Linked DNA regions of Homo sapiens: region 1 is linked to region 2. A link is an interaction called in ENCODE POLR2A ChIA-PET data of the cell type or tissue named here. Cell type or tissue: CD4-positive, alpha-beta T cell. All regions are shown on one strand. Links, peaks and the distances in the headings refer to the core of each region. The heading gives the core; the rest is flanking DNA. Region 1 overlaps CHD1-DT (CHD1 divergent transcript). Region 2 has its middle 180 kb from the start of CHD1.

Region 1 (9,545 bases), core at 655-8,654, 120 kb before region 2:
TGGAAAGAATTTTTGATAGGTATGTGGGAAAATACATAAATTGGACAGATTGATAATTTGTAACTCAGAAAAAAAAAGAAAAAATGGAAAAAAGAAAACATTTCAAAATGAAAAACTATCATATTACACAGTGAATCAATATTAGATTATATTTTAATATTCTTAATATTCTGAACAGTGACTGATCATTTAAAATATTTAGAGAAATTTTAGGGAAAGACAAATGGGGTTATATATCCTTACCTACTATGATACATATAATTAACAAAACAAGAATGAACAATATTAGCATATCATTACAAACTCCTTCACCTCAGCAAAATGTATGAATATTGAAAGTGGTAGCATTTAAGGAATAGGTTGAGAAAGGTAGGGGAAAGGTTATAGTTTGCTACAATTTGTTATAAGCCTTTTTCTGTTCCACTGAACTTTTAAATTATGTGTATACATTATTTTAATACAAGTTAAAATTAGTTAAAAGTCAAAAGTATTACAAATTACAAATTATTATCATATATACACAGAGTCACATATAGAATACACTAGCCCTGTGTTAGTCTGGATCCTCCAAAGAGCAGAAGCCAAGATAGGATTAAATATGAAAAATATTTGTTAGGGTAAATACTGATGAAAGAAACATGGGGAGTTGGGAGATGCTAGGAGAGCCATAGGACTATTATGCATGTCTGATTCTGAGTGAAGAAAAGGGAAAAAGAAAGGAGGAAGGTAGGCAGGCAGGAAGGAAGGAAAAAGGAAGGACCGGGAGAAGCAACTTTTACTGTTGTGTAATCAAAGGAAAAGTCTGCAAGACCACTGGAGGGTCCTCAAACCAAAGCAAACCGGCTGGGCGTGGTGGCTCATATCTGTAATCCCAGTACTTTGGGAGTCTGAGGCGGGCAGATCACCTGAGGTCAAGAGTTCGAGACCAGCCTAGCCAACATGGTGAAACCCTGTCTCTAATAAAAATACAAAAATTAGCCGGGTGTGGTGGTGCACGCCTATAGTCCCAGCCACTCGGGAAGCTGAGGCAGGAGAATCGCTTGAACCTGGGAAGTGGAGGTTGCAGTGAGCCGAGATCGTGCCACTGCACTCCAGCCTGGGTGACAGAGCGAGACTCCATCTCAAAAACAAACAAACAAACAAACAAAAAAACACAAAGCAGACCATCAGAAGAGTCCTGGCATCTCCCAGGAACAGGCCTGTCTTCCTGCTGGATGGGAGCAGCTCCTGGAAAATTTGGCTTCAGTGCAAACCTAGCAATTGATTTCAGACCACAGAGGTAAGAGCTCTTGACCCATTAGACTTCCTGCTGTAGAAGATCTAAGAGGCACACTCTCATGGTTGCCACTGCCACAAGGACTATATTGAAAATAAAAAGATTTTATGTGATCTATTGAAATAAGTGTTTAAAAAAATTAAATTAGCAGGGGGTTTTTGTTTCTTTTTTTTTATTTGAAAAGAAGGGATTCTAGTATTACCTATCACTTAGGAGCTTTGTGAGAATAAAGTGAATAGAAAGATTAGATAAATAGATATAGATATGTCTTAATCTCATAGCCTGTCACATAGAAAATGCTATATATTTATATATTAGGTAACAATGCTACAATAAGGTAGACAATTCTGGGTTTTATTTATGTTACATCATCTTCCCCTTCCTGACACATGGAAGACTGCTGTGTCACTTGATTTGATGAAAAAATGTGAGCAGAAGTGATGCATATCATTTTCAGGCAGATGCAGTGAAAGTCCATTGACAATTCTTCATCTATCTTTCCCTGCTGGTCATGAAGGAGGCCTCAAGTCGAGGTGAAAGAGCTAACATACATCAAAGTAATCTGGATCTCCGGAAAATCCATAGAAAACACGTGCCCTAGAATAATTCCTGGACCTGCAGTAAACTTTGCATAAAGGAAGAAATGGATTTTTGTCTGCATTTTTTTTTTTTCTGAGACAGAGTCTTGTTCTGTTGCCCAGGCTGGAGTGCAGTGGCATAATCTTGGCTCACTGCAACCTCTGCCATGGGTTCAAGGGATTCTCTTGCTTCAGCCTCCCAAGCAGCTGGGGTTACAGGTATGCACCACCACGCCAGGCTATTTTTTTTTTCTTTTTTGTATTTTTGGTAGAGATGTGGTTTCACCATGTTAGCCAGGCTGGTCTCGAACTCCTGACCTCAAATGATCCACCTGCCTAGGCCTCCCAAAGTGTTGGGATTACACGTGTGAGCCACTGCATCCAGCCAATTTTTTTCCATGATAGCAACATAACCTAGACTCTCCTGACAAATACAGCTATTATTGTTGTTATTATTATTTCTAAAGATCCTCTCATTGAACAAGTGACTGAATTTCTGTGTTTTTGTTTGTTTTGCAGTAATGTGGAACAAGTGACAATTTCATTTTTTAAGAATGCTGTTTGTACAAACAACCCCATCAAAAAGTGGGCAAAGGACATGAACAGACACTTCTCAAAAGAAGACATTTATGCAGCCAAAAAACACATGAAAAAATGCTCACCATCACTGGCCATCAGAGAAATGCAAATCAAAACCACAATGAGATACCATCTCACACCAGTTAGAATGGCGATCATTAAAAAGTCAGGAAACAACAGGTGCCGGAGAGGGTGTGGAGAAATAGGAACACTTTTACACTGTTGGTGGGACTGTAAACTAGTTCAACCATTGTGGAAGTCAGTGTGGCGATTCCTCAGGGATCTAGAACTAGATATACCATTTGACCCTGCCATCCCATTACTGGGTATATACCCAAAGGACTATAAATTATGCTACTATAAAGACACATGCACACATATGTTTATTGAGGCATTATTCACAAAAGCAAAGACTTGGAACCAACCCAAATGTCCATCAATGATAGACTGGATTAAGAAAATGTGGCACATATACACCATGGAATACTATGCAGCCATAAAAAATGATGAGTTCATGTCCTTTGTAGGGACATGGATGAAATTGGAAATCATCATTCTCAGTAAACTATCGCAAGAACAAAAAACCAAACACCGCATATTCTCACTCATAGGTGGGAATTGAACAATGAGAACACATGGACACAGGAAGGGGAACATCACACTCTGGGGACTGTTGTGGGGTGGGGGGAGGGGGGAGGGATAGCATTGGGAGATATACCGAATGCTAGATGACAAGTTAGTGGGTGCAGCGCACCAGCATGGCACATGTATACAAATGTAACTAACCTGCACATTCTGCACATGTACCCTAAAACTTAAAGTATAATAATAATAAATAAATAAATAAATAAAAAAGAATGCTGTTTGTAAAATAAGGAGAGAAAAATGGAGCTGATTGAACCATCAGAATGCAATGCAAGTCTGATTCTGAATGAAGAAGAGAGGAGGGAAGAAAAGGAGGAAGGCAGGCAGGCAGGAAGAATGAAAGACAGGTGGAAGCATCTTTGACTGAAGTAAAGTCTAAGGAAAAGAAGGAATTTGTAATTTGGAGTAATTTTTAATTTTTCTTTCTTCATAACCACATCCAATCTATTACTAATTCTTTTAGACTCACCTTCAATAAATATCCCAAATCCAGAAACTTTTCACCATTTTGAAACCATCTTAATCTCCTATCTGGGTTAATAGTCTCTCTCTCTCTCTCTCTCTCTCTCTCTCTCTCTCTCTCTCTCTCTCTCTCTCTCTCTCTCTCTCTTTTAAGACAGGGTCTCACTCTGTCGCCCAGGCTGGGGTACAGTGGAGCAGTCTTGGCTTACGGCAGCCTCCATCTCCTGGACTCAAGAGATCATCCCTTTATTTCACTGTATACTAAAATTAACTCAAGATAGATTAAAGACTCTTAAACGTAAGACCTGTAACAATAAAAGTTCTAGAAGAAAACCTAGGAAAAACTCTTCTGGACATTGGCCTAGGCAAAGAATTCATGACTAAGACCTCAAAGGCTAATGCAACAACAACAAAATAGACAAATGGGACTTAAATTCAAAAGCTTCTGTACAGCAAAAGAGTCAACATAGTGAACAGAAAACCTGCAGAATAGGAGAAAATATTTTCAAACTTTGCATCCAGCAAAGGACTAATGTCCAGAAACTACAAGAAACTCAAACGATTCAGCAAGAAAAAAACTACTCCAGCAGGGTGCGATGGCTCAAGCCTGTAATCCCAGCACTTTGGGAGGCCGAGGTGGGTGGATCAGGAGGTGAAGAGATCGAGACCATCCTGGCCAACATGGTGAAATCCCATCTTTACTAAAAATACAAAAATTAGCTGGATGTGGTGGCACTCATCTGTAGTCCCAGCTACTCAGGAGGCTGAAGCAGGAGAATCGCTTGAACCTGGGAGGCGGAGGTTGCAGCCAGCCGAGATCGCGCCACTGCACTCCAGCCTGGCGATAGAGCAAGATTTCGTCTAAAAAAAACAAAAAGGAAAAAGAAAAAGAAAAAACTACACCATTAAAAAGTGGGCTGTTTTTCAAAAGAAGACATACAAATGGCCAAGAAGCATATTAAAAAATGCTCCACATCACTAATTATCAGAGAAGTGTAAATTAAAACCACAATGAGATATCATCTAACACCAGTCAGAATGGCTGGGATTGGTTTTATTTTGTTTTTTGTGTGTTCATTTTGTTTATTTGTTTGTTTTTGTTTTTAGGGACAAGGACTTTGTATTAATCTGTTTTCATACTGCTATAAAGAACTGCGCGAGACTGGGTAATTTATAAAGGAAACAGGTTTAACTGACTCACAGTTCAGCATGGCTGGGGAGGACTCAGGAAACTTACAATCATGACAGAAGGCAAAGGGGAAGCAGGAAGCTTCTTCACAAGGTGGCAAGAAGGAGAAGTGCCAAGGGAAGAGGGAAGAGCCCCATATAAAACCACGAGATCTCTTGAGAACTCACTGTCTATCATGAGAACAGCATGGGGGAAACCAGCCCCATGATTCAGTTACTTCCACCTGGTCTCACCCTTGACATATGGGGATTATGGGGATTATAATTCAGGATGAGATTTGGGTGGTAACAGAAGGCCTAATCATATCAATCTTGCTCTGTCACCCAGGATAGAGTGCAGTGACATGATCACAACTCACTACGGCCTCAACCTCCCACACTCAACTGATGTACCCACCTCAGCCTTGCAAGTAGCTGGGACTACAGGCACATGCCACCATGCTGGGCTAACTTACTATTTTTTGTAGAGGCAGAGTTTCACTATGTTACCCAGGCTGGTCTTGAACTCCTGGGCTCAAGCCCAAGAGTCTGTCTGGAGCCCAGGAGTTCAAGACCAGCCTATGCAACATAGTAAGACCCTGTCTATGTTGAGACTGTCTAAATCCTCCTGCCTCAGCCTCCAAAAGTGCTGAGATTACAGGAGTGAAAAATGGCTATTATTAAAAATGAAAAAAAAAATAGATGTTGGTGAGGATGCAGAGAAAAGAGGATGCTTATACACTGTTGGTGGGGATGTAAATTAGTACAACTTCTGTGAAAAACAGTATGGAGATGTCTCCAAGAACTAAAAATAGAACTACCATTCAACCCAACATCCCACTACTGAGTATCTACCCACAAGAAAAGAAATGATTATATCAAAATCTACCTGCACTCATGTTTATAGCAGCACTATTCACAATAACAAATATGTGGAACCAACCTAAGTGTCCATCAACGGATGGTTGAATAAAGAAGATGGTACATATATACCATGGAATACTACTCATCCATAAAAATACATGTAATCATGTTTTTTGCAACAACATGGATGGAACTGGAGGCTATTATCTTAAATGAAGTAACTCAGAAACAGAAAGCCAAATATCTCATGTTCTCACTAGTAAGTGGGAGCTAAATAATATGTACACATGGACATAGAGAGAGGAATAACAGATATTGGAGACTTGGAAAGGTAGGAGGGTGGAAGTGGAGGGTGAAGGATGAGAAATTGCCTAATGAGTATAATGTACACTATTAGGATAATGGGACCATTAAAAGCCCAGACTTCATCACTCTGCAGTATATCCATGTAACAAATCGGCACTTGTGCTGGCCCGGTGGCTCACACCTGTAGTCCCAGCACTTTGGGAGGCCAAGGTGTGAGGATCCCTTGAGCCCAGAGGTTCAAGACCTGCTGGGCAACATAGGGAGACCCAGTCTCTACAATTTTTTTTTTTTTTTTTTTTTTAACAATTAGCTGTGTGTGGTGATGTGCACTTGTGGTCTCACCTACTCAAGAGGCCAAGGTGAGAGGATTGCTTGAGCCTGGGAGCTCGAAGTTACTGTAAGCCCTGCACTCCAGCACTGCACTCCAGCCTGGCAACAGGGCAAGATCCTGTCTCAAAAAAACCAACCAACCAACCAAAGAAACAAGCAAAAATTCACTTGTACTCTCTAAGTCTATAAAAATTTAAAATAATAAGAGGGAAGTTGATCTATGAAAAACCAAGCATATAAGTATTAAATTAATAAAAGTCATTTGATAGCATTAATGTAAACCTTAATTTTGAATACCAAATTTAATATTGCTCCTCATCTTTTGATTTCTAAACTGTGTTGAGATATTAAAGAGAGACAAATGAATAACTACTATCTTAGCTCCACAAGTTTCCTAGTAGAATTGGAGTCTGCTGAAGTCATCTGCATTGCACATTCATTAGGTATTTTATATATTTGATTTTTTTTAATTATTTTTATTTGGAGGCAGGGTCTCTTTATGTTGCCCAGGTTGGACTCGAATTTCTGGGCTCAAACAATCCTACCACCTCAGCATCCCAAGTAGCTGGGACTACTGGTACATGCCACCTGAGTAGCTGGGATTACAGGCATGCGCCACCATGCCCAGCTAATTTTTGTATTTTCAGTAGAGACAGGATTTCGCCATATTGGCCAGGCTGGTCTCAGACTCCTGGCCTCAAGTGATTTGCCTGGGTGTGGTGATATATTAGTATATTTAATATTAAATAAAAACTGTACAGTTCTTAGCAGAAGAAGCTTTGTACACTTTCCTAATTTCCACTTATCATTCTTTTTTTGTTGTTTTTCTTGAGACAGAGTCTTGCTCTGTCGCCCAGGCTGAAGTACAGTGGCACGATCTTGGCTCACTGCAACCTCCGCCTCCCGGGTTCAAGAGATTCTCCTGCCTCAGCCTCCCCAGTAGCTGGGATTACAGGCACGCACCACCACGCCTGGCTAATTTTTGTATTCTTAGTAGAGATGGGATTTCACCATGTTGGCCAGGCTGGTCTCAAACTCTTGACCTCGTGATCCACCCACCTCGGCCTCCCAAAGTGCTGGGATTACAGGTGTGAACCACCGTGCCCAGTGCTCCACCTGTCATTCTTGACCATTTTTTCATAAACTCAGACACTGGTTTGGGCTCTTGATGACTTATAGATGGTAAAAGGTTGACATTGTGGAAGACAGTGTGGTGATTCCTCGAAGACAGAAATACCATTCGACCTAGCAATCCCATTATTGGGTGTATACACAAAGGAATATAAATCATTCTGTTATAAAGACACATGCATGTGTCTTTATTGCATGTGTCTTGCAATAAACTGCCTGAACAGTTCATTGCAGCACTGTTCACAATAGCAAAGAACTGGACTCAACCTAAGTGCCCATCAATGATAGACTGGATAAAGAAAGTGTGGTACATATATGCCATGGAATACTAGGCAGCCATACAAAAGAATGAGGTCATGTCCTTTGCAGGGACATAGTTGGAGCTGGAAGCCATTATCCTTAGCAAACTAACTCAGGAACAGAAAATCCATACTGCATGTTCTCACTTATAAGTGGGAGCTAAATGATGAGAACATGTGTACACACAGAGGGGACCAACACACACTGGGGCCTATGAAAGGGTGGAGGGTGGGAAGGAGGCACAGGATCAGGAAAAGTAACTAATGGGTACTAGGCTTAATTCCTGAGTGATAAAATAATCTGTTCAACAAATCTCCATGACATGAGTTTAGCTATGTAACAAACCTGCACATGTAACCCCAAACTTAAAAGTTTTAAGAAAAAGAGAACTGGGGGGCAAGGGGAGGGAGAGCATTAGGACAAATACCTAATGCATATGGGGCTTAAAACCAGATGACCGGTTGATAGGTGCAGTAAACCACCATGACACATGTATACCTATGTAACAAACCTGCACATTCTGCCCATGTATCCCAGAACTTAAATTAAAAAAAAAAAAAAACAAAGAGAGAACTGTCACAAGCAAAAGTATATCACAAGCAAAAATATGTTTTTCTTGAAGACCGACAAGCTCAAATAGACCTCTGTGAATTCTTTCTGTAAGTGAACTTTTAAAAAGGGAAGGTTTAGGAATGGAAGAGAAAAAAGAAAAGAAGACACCACTTTCTCAATTAGGAGGAACCCTAAGGCCATCTACTACTTACCCATAAAGTAAGGAAGGTTTATAGAAAAAAACCCAGTGAGGAAAAGCCAGGTGCAATACCACATGCATTCAAGGAACTTTAAAGAGTGCTTCTCAAAGAAAAGGGTCAGAGTGTGCCTTTGGGGCAGGTAGGAGGATGAAAGAATTTTATCGCAGTCACTGCAGGCTGTGGCATAAACTGAAAAAGGTTGAGAAAGTACTGCTTTAACCTTTTCACTAGTGACATAAAAAACTCCAGCCCCCAGCATTGTTACCTACTTTTGTTATCAGTAGGTATCCTCTTTTGGAGGCGAAGTGAGGCAAGAAACGCCTTGAGTTCCCTCAAGTGTAAAGCCAATAGCTTTTATTTTGTCCTCCTGTTAACCCACATGAATTTAACACTCCAACCATGGGATGTTGCTGTTCCATTCAAATGAGATCACAGAGTATTAGAAATACCCTAACTGGGCCAGGCACTGTGGCTCATGCCTGTAATCCCCAGCACTTTGAGGGGCCAAGGCAGGCGGATTGCCTGAACTCAGGGGTTCAAGACCAAACTGCACAAAGTGGGGAAACTCTGTCTCTACAAAAAATACAAAAATTAGCCAGATATGGTGGTGTTCCCCTATAATCACAGCTACTTAGGGGGCTGAGGTGTGAGGATCACTTGAGCCCAGGAGGTGGAGTTTGCAGTGATCCATGTTCACACCATTGCAGTCCAGCCTGGGTGACAAAGTGAGACCCTGTCTCAAAGAGAAAAAAAAAAGAAATGCCCTAACTGATTGTAATCCTTACCACAGCTGCTTTGCATCATCCAGAGATGGGCCATGTAGCCCGCTCAAGGCATGGTGTTTCCTCTAGACACATCAGAAATAGGATAGGACAATATTTTAACCGAAATGACATATGACAACTCAAAACTATGTATGTGGCCAACTGGGAGCTAGCCTCTTAGAATGATCCAAAAACTGTTTAATTTGGTTAGCACTTTTGATAAATAAATACTGAATTTGAATGCCCTTAGACTATAGACATGCTTACTCTGATTTGCAAAAGCCAACTACCTCTTCTAGATTCTATTATTCGCTACTTTATTTCCCTGTCTCTGAACTCCCCAATACACCTTGTAATGTTTACTTTTAGATGTCAACTTGACTGGATTACT
Region 2 (9,545 bases), core at 1,003-9,002:
AAAAGCTAAGCAGCTTTTTAAGGTTTTTTTTAAGAAAGTGGTCAGAGAATTGGTGGGTAGCACTTAATTAAATTCATGATAGCTTTTAGAGCAAGTGAACATCTTTGGAAAAGGACTTGTTTATCTTACTTCCCTTCGTACCTTACCCAGCAAGAATGAACTGAGTGAGAAAGACCTATAATAGTGGAGATAAAGAATAACCAAAAGGAACTCTGTTGTTATCTATAATCTGCTTGCTTGAGTGTGCCTATTTTCTTTCTAAAAAACAGGCTTTCAGATAGTGCTAAATGATATGAGTAACTAATTTTCACTTACAGCAAGATATAATATGCACAGGTATGCATGAATGTCTTCAGGGCTAGTTATCACAGGCTTTGGTTTTACATAAAGATGTTTGGGGTATGTGCAGTGTTTTATTAATTCTAAAGTTGCGTGTTCACAGCACAGTATCTTTCCAGTGTATTAAATATGTTTTTCAGGTATATCTAATTTATTAATTTATTTCTTTTTTGGTCATAAAGCTCTGCATTTGCTACTATTTATTTGAGGCATTCTATTATGCCCAAGATTTCAATGAACATTATTTAGACCTCTGGATAGTAATAAATGTGTCTAAGTATATTTGTTGCCAAAGTGAAAACTATAATAGGATAAAATTATTATATAACATATTGCAAATAAACACATTTGTTTTATATGCAAATTAGATCTTGTTATATACTATATAACCATATTATAAAACACTTAAAATAACATTTCATTAGATTTGGAAGTGCTGCTGCATTATTTTGCAGTTATCCTCATGTGTATTCTTAAATTCTCTCCATATAGGAGATAAATCTAGAAATTTAATGATTTACATTGGGGGATTACACTTTTTTCTAGTCTGGTTTGGTGTTTTTCTGTGGCTTGGTAAAGTTGAAGGGGTTGGATTTTACTGTCCTCATTGCCCTCTCTTTAAGCAAAAATATGGATTAAACAAATTTCATCCTTTACTTGCTAAGTAAACTTAAGTAATATAGTTCAGACTACCCAGTTATAGATAAAATCTGAGGCATTCATTGCTCAAGAGTCATGGATGCTCCTTCTTTTCTTCTGTATTTCTTAATTAGAGGGGTTTCTAATCTAACATGGCATCTACTATTTTTCATTAATGTAAAAGAGATGCCAGAGGGAGCTGACCAGTGTCCCTAAAGACTGCCATTGAAAACACACTAAACATTGGCCAGAGTGTGACAGGAGCCACTTGTATCTCCTTCCTTACACATCTAAATGTTGCAAGACATGCTCAATAACTGAGTATTAGTTGTAAGAATACTGAGAGATGGGATTAGAAGCGTTATTTTCTTTTAGTCCTTAAAAATATATCCATGGACTACGGCCATTTGTTTTCATGTATTTCAGTCATTTTGTCCTCAATTTACTCCTGTTTAGTTCCTAGGTTATGAGTTACTCATAATGCCCCAATTTTTCTATTATTAGATTTTAGTCTTGCACATCGAATATTTCCATCATGACCACTTCTTTTTTATAGAGAAATTGCCAGGTTTCTCAGGGTAAATAATGGAGGAGAAAAGTTGAAGGGCAAAGGATATAGAGAGAAAGCTAACAGACAACTTTTTCCCCAAGGCCACCAAACTGGCAAAGAGATGGACTGGTTCCTAAGTTCCCACATTAGGGTTGGACCTTGGTGTTCCAAAGAGAATGTGATTGATGGTGTTAAGAAAACTTGATCTTCTAGTTATATTAAAAATAGAAATAAATTTTTAAAATTAAATTTGAATTTTCAATTTTCACTTTAACATTTTATCACTGATTTCCATTACATTAGGTGGACAAGATGCATTATTCTGAAACCAAACCAAACAGAAAACACAAAAAAACCTTACAACATTTTGATTGTGTTGAGATTTTTACACTGAGATAGAGACAAATATCTTTGGCCAGTCTCAAGTATAGATGATGATGATGATTTTATCATATTTTCCTGTTATTCTGTCAGTAATTCCACACAGGTATGTCTGTGAATAAAGAGACTGTATGGTTCTTTAGATAAAGGGACAATTTGTAAATCTTCTCCCGCTGCCAAAATTATTTTTTCCATTTGAATATTTATTATTTCTGTTTTGTGATAAAGATAAGAATGATAATCTCTTTTCAATGCCATACTAACTTTATTAGGATGGAAAAAGGGTTAAATCAAAGAAGACATTTGTTAAATAAATACCAAATTCGATATGGCATAGGAAATGAACTGCTGGTAGGTATGTCTAGCTCATTGCTTCTGTTTTTATTCAGACCTTGTTCCTAATACATGCCAAATAATGACAGTTAAGACTAGATTTCCTTTCAGCATTTGTGTGTGTGTGTTTGGGGAAACTGCGAGGAGGTTGGTCTATCTATTTTATGATGTTGGCTGTGATACAAAGAAAAACTCGAGAAAAGCAAGGTTCTAGTAGTGGTAAAAGATGGGAAGCTCATATATTATCAATCCATATATTTGTCCCTCTCCATAGTTTTGCTCTTCCACCTTTACCTAAAATAAATAAGGAATTACCTGAGGCAGAATATTGATGGATCTGTTTTTTAAATTGATTATTTTTCAATGCTAAGGCTTAAAGAATAATTAGGGTTTACGAAGGGCTCACGGAAAAGACTTATTTGTTTATAAGCTTTTTGTTAAGCTTCCCTATTCTTTGCATTTTTGAAAATGCGAGGATAGATATTTCCTCCACAGTTAATTTTTCTTGTCATTTAAATGTTGTCATTATTAATATACAAAAATATTTTATGTGGAATTTCATTGATTATGTATTTACATTAATTTGAATACAGGCTTAACAGATATTTACATTTATATTTTCAAAGAAAAAAATACTAAGAAATTAACAGTAAATGTAATTTCGGTGTTGTATCTACCTAATTAGATAAATGAATTGTTTTCAGTCAGCTTAGAAACACTCCAAATGTAATATAGTGTAATTGCTATTTATAAATACATAAATTCAATTTCAGGTTCTTCAATAATTTAAAAATTATTTCTGTATATTCATTATAGCAGGACTTTAATGTTGGGTAACTCCGTTAATGCATGCAACTGGAATAATAATGCTGTACACCTGAATTTTGTTATATTTATAATGAGATACATATTAATGGCAATTTTTTATTAGATTTTTTTTACAGTTAATACAACTTGATAAAGTTTTACAGCATTAGTTTTTGCAAAGGACAGTAAAGGACAAAGAAGAAGTTTAAAACAGTTAAGAGACAAATTTATTGTTTCATAAGCTTCTTAGAGTTAGATTACTTTGAAGTTACTGCTACATGCTGAAGTATAATTTTGGCAAAAGATTTTTAAAAACCTAGATATTATGATATTGACTATGTAAGCATTCTAAAGTAATTATTGGAAGTATGTGTACTTTAATTACTTTTAATAGAAAACACTGTACAGTAAAAAATAGTATCAACGGTGTAGTAATATAAAAATGGTAAAATAGTACAAAAAAGCATTAATTTACCTTGTGGCTTTAGTTGAGTTACTAGGCATCTCTGAGTCTCAATTTCCTAATTTGGACTGAATGATCTGTAGGATTTAAAATTCGAAAATGACCTATATCTATAATATTGCTACCACACAACTTCAAAGAACTTCAGTATCATGCAATGTTGATGTAATCATGTATTTACTTAAAGCAGCAAGGCTTTTAGAATACGAGTTTATACATAAGGTTAGTTTATCAGATCAAAGCGTTTCATTTTGAGGAAACTACCAAGCTTGCATGATTATTATCATTCAAGGCAAAGCTACTTTATTCCCTGGCAGATGAAATGTTATCTGGAATTTTCATTTTGTTGTTGGCATTCACATTTTAGGGATACCTAAGGAAACCAAACTGGTTTTTACTATTATCGATCATAGTTGGTATTGATGGTACCAAAAAGCGTAATCAGTTGTTTAGAGTGAGATGTTCAGTACTTTCCTTTCTACATGTAACACTTTAAAAACCTTGCTTGGAAGAGAAGTTTATTTTTCATACAGGAGCTGGTGATCCTTTTGAAGTGGAATTAGATTCTTGTTGTCATGGCAACACAAGATTCCACACTCCTGCTTCTCTCAATGTATATTTTTCTGAGTCAGGGTGTTTATAAGTGTTTTATTCATTGATGATAGTGCGTGGTTATTGGCATCGAGTAACTAGATCAGCCAGATGACATCTATGGTTCCTGTCAACTTTGAATTTCTAAGATATTGGACATTCCAATAGAAGTGATTGTAGTGTCTCTTTTAGGATGGAGTTGGGATACTAACTTTTACTTTCTTAAATACATTAATCAGTCTATATAATGCAAATGGCTATAACAAGCAACACCCATACATACAGTGGCTTAGCACAGCAAATGTTTTTTTGTCTTGATTATATCAAGTGGTTGACAGGGCATAGCTGTACCAGAGGGTGACTTGTCTCTGTTGACTCTCAGAGGCTACTAGGAGTCTTCCACTGGATCTCTTTCATCTGCCTGTCTAAGAAGCCAAGAAGGAAAGCATGCAGAATCACACAGGTTGTTTATGGCTAGTTCTGGAAGTTGCACTCATCAATTCTGTACACATTGCAGGACCCAATCACGTAGCCCTAACTAACTTCAAAGGAAGCAAGGATATGTAGTCTTCTTGAGGGCTAGAAAGGGAAAATGGAATTGGCAAACAGTCTGTTTCTGACATGGTGCCTTTTTGTTTACAAATGTTCTATGTGTAATTGGTATATCTTTGGGGAAATTAGATCTCTCTATTTAAAATTCACTTTGAATGATGAACAGGTGGTAGCTGATGTATTAATTTAAATTTATCCTTGTTGCCTTTTCATAAAAGACTTGTTCATTATTTCTTTCCATACAATTTAGGGTATTCTGACTTTAACCATTAAGTTTTTATTTTTTATATCTATTGCTACCTTAGGATCTTACTTTAATTATTAAGCTTTTGGTTCTGTTAAAGAGAACTTCATAACTTACAAAATAATAATCATAACAGGACTTTAAAAATTCCTCAGAGGCAAGATGAACTTCATTTGAAGTAATTGAAAGTCAATTATTTTGTTTTAAAATTCACTTTTAGTTTAATTACCTGCTATTACAAGAAAAGTTGCTTAATAATCTTTTTGCTGTTCCTTACATCTGCAATAAGTATATAGCCATGTGTGACCAATTAAAGATGTTCATAAATACTTTGACACTTCTCCATTGATAAGTGGAGGCTATAGTCCCTCATTTGAATCTGGGTGACCTCTGTGGCTGCTTTGAAAATAGAATAAGGCAGAGATGATGCAGTGCAAGTATTCAGGTTTATATCTTAAGGCAATGGCAGCTTTTACTCTTGTCTTTTGGAATTGATGCTCTTGGAATGAAGCCACCATAATGTAGGGCTTAAAGCCCCATGGGAGCCATGTGTAGGAGGCTTGGATAACAGCTCCAGTGAATGCGCCATCCTGCAGCCAGTATCAATTGTCAGCCATGTGAGTGAGCCATCTTGGATGTTAGTCCAACAGAGCCTTCAGAGGATTCATTCAGCCCCAGGTTCTTTCTGAATGCAATCAGTCAGAGATTCCAAAAAACTGTCTGGCTGTTTAGGTCAAGGTAGAAATGTGAGAGATCATAATAATAGTTTACGTCACAATAAAAACCTAGAACACTGTATTTTTCTTTATTAAGATCTTATTCCTAAAAGTCTTCTAACACCATCATAACAAATGTTTTTTTTTTAACCAACCTTTGAATATGGTTGAATAATTATGGGATTTAGAGAAATGAATATGAATCACATCTCTTTTTATTTATGTATGTATCAATCTATGTGTCTATCTACCTATCTGTTTGTATTCGTTGCAACCTAGCTGCCAGCTGAGACAAGTTTGTGGATTAATATTTGAGTCTGAGTGACATTGCCAAGGACTGGGTTCAATGAGACATATGTTTCAAGGTTGCCAGCAGGCAATATTCTTATCATTTTCTGGGTCATTGCCATAAACTAGAATTCTAAGACCATAATCATTTGTTCTAAGGAAGCATCAGACTCAACAGTTTGTCCTGGGTGGCAATGTCAAAGTATGGTATAGCTGGTGGGCAAACTTGGTCACCAGAGAAAACTGCACATGTGAAGTTGTTCAAGAAACAGGGGATTCAAACATTGTTGGTTAAATGATGTGAATTCAGGCAGGTCAGGCTATGCGTGGATTATAATGAGCTGTATCCTTATATTCTATTATTTGGAAGATCCAGAAAGGATCAGATTACTTTCCTTCATCTAGAGGTCTGTATCCTAAAATGATACCACTACAGATTCAGTTTTTTTTTGTCTCCAGAACATCTATTAAAGTATGAATATTCTCTTGGAGGCTAGTACTTGGAATAAACTTACTCAGGTATTAGAGATTTTCATACATATTGTTTTTTTTCTAAGAAGAGAGGAGCCTTTAAAGAGAACTGGTGTTATTCTTGGGAAGATGCTGAATGTTGAAATAGGGAAAAAAGAGAGATGTCATATATTGCATACTTTATAATTTCATCTGAGCTAATGCTAAATGCACTATTTAAGAATTATAAATGCATTTATAATTCTGTTTGCTGCATTCTGCTGTTATCCTTTGAAATCATATGAGCTTTGAGGCAGGCCCATATGTTTTATAAAGTAGTAATATAGTAAATCAATAACATTTATTAAAACTCATTAACTGATAAACATTCCTTTTACCAGTCCTCTTCCAGGGCATATGTAAAATGTTGGAAACTGACAATGTGAATTCTGAACAGAACATGATAGTGCTTTCTTCAACAGGCATAGGCTTAGAATTAGAAGCCTTTTGGTAGTTCCCTAATGTGTTATGTATAAATGGAATAATAATCTAAGACATCAGCTTCTACAGATAATACAGCTAAAGTAAATTGATTGGCAGGTGATTTTTTTGCTCCCAATTTCCTTCTATTGTTCTCTCTCTCTCTCTCTCTCTCTCTCTCAGCATATGGCCACAAAACTAGAGACTACAGGCCGGGCGCGGTGGCTCACGCCTGTAATCCTAGCACTTTGGGAGGCCGAGGAGGCCGGATCACGAGGTCAGGAGATCGAGACCATCCTGGCTAATACAGGTGAAACCCCGTCTCTACTAAAAATATAAAAAATTAGCAGGGCGTGGTGGCGGGCACCTGTAATCCCAGCTACTCGGGAGGCTGAGGCAGGAGAATGGCGGGAACCTGGCAGGTGGAGCTTGCAGTGAGCTGAGATCGTGCCGCTGCGCTTCAGCCTAGTCGACAGAGCGAGACTCCGTCTCAAAAACAAAACAAAACAAAACAAAACAAAACAAACAAACAAACAAACAACTAGAGACTACATTTCTCAGGACTCTTGGTCAAGGGTGCTGGTGCTCACAAACTAAGTTATCACCAGTGGAATGGAAATAGAAGTGATTTGGACAATTTTTGCCTAATTTTCTTAAAAATAAAAAGTACCCTGGGTTTCCTCTATTTTTTTCCTTCTTGTAAATAGAACATAATGTGCTTGTGACCCAGCTTCAACCATGCAGATGAAAATAATACCTTAGGGGAAGTGGTAAAGCAATAAGGTGAAAGGTACCTATGAGCCTGAAGGACCTTGTGGATCAAGGCCACTTCAGCAACCTTGAACACTCGCCTTGGGATCATTATATGAAAGATAAGTAAATTATACCTTATATAGGCCAGTAATTTTTCTCACTTTTTAAAAGTAGCTTAGCCTTTATTGTAACTATTATGCTTCACCTTTTATGATTAAGATAAATATTCTCTTCTATGAAAGAGTTCAGCAGATAGCCTCATGTATGTGATAGTTAATTGCCTTAATAACTTGATGATGTTTAAAAAATTCTGAAAATGATGCAGTGGGTTGAATACTGTCATAAATGTAATCATAAAATATTATGTAAGTGACCCAATGAACATATATATGTAACTTAGACAGTAAGCCCAATGGGAAGGCATCAAATTATTTCCTGTCAAAATATTCCCTATTTTTGTTGTCCATATTTCTTTTAAACTTAGACCTCTATTGCTACATGGTGAATATCTTTTTCATTCACTTACTGTATCCTTACTTTGTTGTAGGGACTAGAGAAATCAAAGAAGCATTGGCTCTGATTGGAAGGAGCTCATGTTCTTGTCTGTTTTGATGAACATGGTCTCCCAGAACTCAGAACAGTGCCTACCATGTGAAGTACTTGGTGAATATTTGAAGATTAAATGAATATAGTTAATGAGAAAAGATATATACAAAAAGTTTAGTAATATGAAGAACTATTGGAGTGACAAATGGCCATTAAAACAAGAGCTATGGAGTTTAGAATAGTGAGAGTCAACATTAGTGTGCAAGTGCTGAAGTATGTGTGCAATTTAGCTGGACAGGGTTTGTATTGGTTCCTGGGCACAATGACAAACAGTATGCACAAAGATAAAGGCAGTATAGATCAGCTCTGTCCACTAGAACTTACTGTGATGATGGGGGTGTTCATATTTGTACTGTCTAGTATGGTACCAACTAGCCACATGTGGCAATTGAGCACTTGAAGCAAATATGACAGAGGAACTGACATTTAAATTTTATGTAATTTTAGTTAATTAAAATTTAAATAGCCACATGTGGCTAATGGCTATCTATCATACTGGAAACACAGGAACAGATAATTCAAGTAGTAAAAATGTATACACAAAGATTTAGATATGAATGATCCAGGTAAGTTTTGAGGCTAGTGAGCTAACTCAGGTGCTGAAAGTTGTTTGGGAGTACTGAACTCAGTACTAATCTAAAGGAAGGCTGCGGAAAGGTGTCTTCAAGCCTCATTCAGGAACTGCCAAGTTTGCATTGGCTTTTCTATGGTACTATTTCAGTTGTACACACACACACACACCACACACACACACACACAGACAGCCTTGAAATGAGAACTATATTATTGAAAGATATTGAGAAAACTAAAAAGGTCAGTCAAGATTTTTTAATATGTAGCCCATATTTTCTTCTTTTTTTAGTTTGTTGCTAGCTTAAAAAATATAGTTCTGAGATTGTGTGTGTCAGGACATCTAGATTCCAATTACAAGAGTTCTCATCAAATTATTTATTTCATGGAAAGCCATGACATGCTAGCCTGCAGTCTTTTTAGTCTGATTATTTTCCGGGAAATTGTTATGTGTAAAGATAAAATTTAAATTTTTTTCACTAATTCTAGTATAATTTATTTGAAAGTTATACATTATTTGTATCAATTTTTCCAAGGAGATATCTTTTATCTTTAATAATAAACACTGGTAGTTAATACTTAGTGAACACAATTCTGAAATACAGTATGCTAAATTTTGTACATATATATGAGAAAGAGAATTGAATGAGAAGGGAATATGGAGATTGAGGAACAGAAGATGAGGAAAAAGCAGGACAGGGGATACATTACCGACTTGTTTAATAGCATATTTAGTTTTATTGAATATTCGAGTTCATTCTCTCTATTCTCTGGATGCATGCT

The links. ChIA-PET counts read pairs that join two places held together with the same protein. Peaks named below come from ENCODE experiments on the same cell type or tissue, not always from the same donor. Only the 100,000 strongest peaks of a DNase experiment are listed, where the experiment ranks them.
Region 1: POLR2A ChIA-PET joins it to region 2 with 7 read pairs; 2 of 35 experiments call an interaction of 5 or more read pairs at or near these places.

Annotation. Positions count from the first base shown.
Region 1 is chr5:98,985,071-98,994,615 of GRCh38, forward strand. The region is part of intron 1 of CHD1-DT (CHD1 divergent transcript); the gene reads left to right. Among named protein-coding and RNA genes, the nearest start is that of CHD1, 61 kb to the left of the region's middle. In CD4-positive, alpha-beta T cell, for the core only: no CTCF peak of the experiment used is centred there; a DNase peak (open chromatin) is centred at 4,851.
Region 2 is chr5:99,106,010-99,115,554 of GRCh38, forward strand. No RefSeq gene overlaps it. Among named protein-coding and RNA genes, the nearest start is that of CHD1, 180 kb to the left of the region's middle. In CD4-positive, alpha-beta T cell, for the core only: no CTCF peak of the experiment used is centred there; no DNase peak of the experiment used is centred there.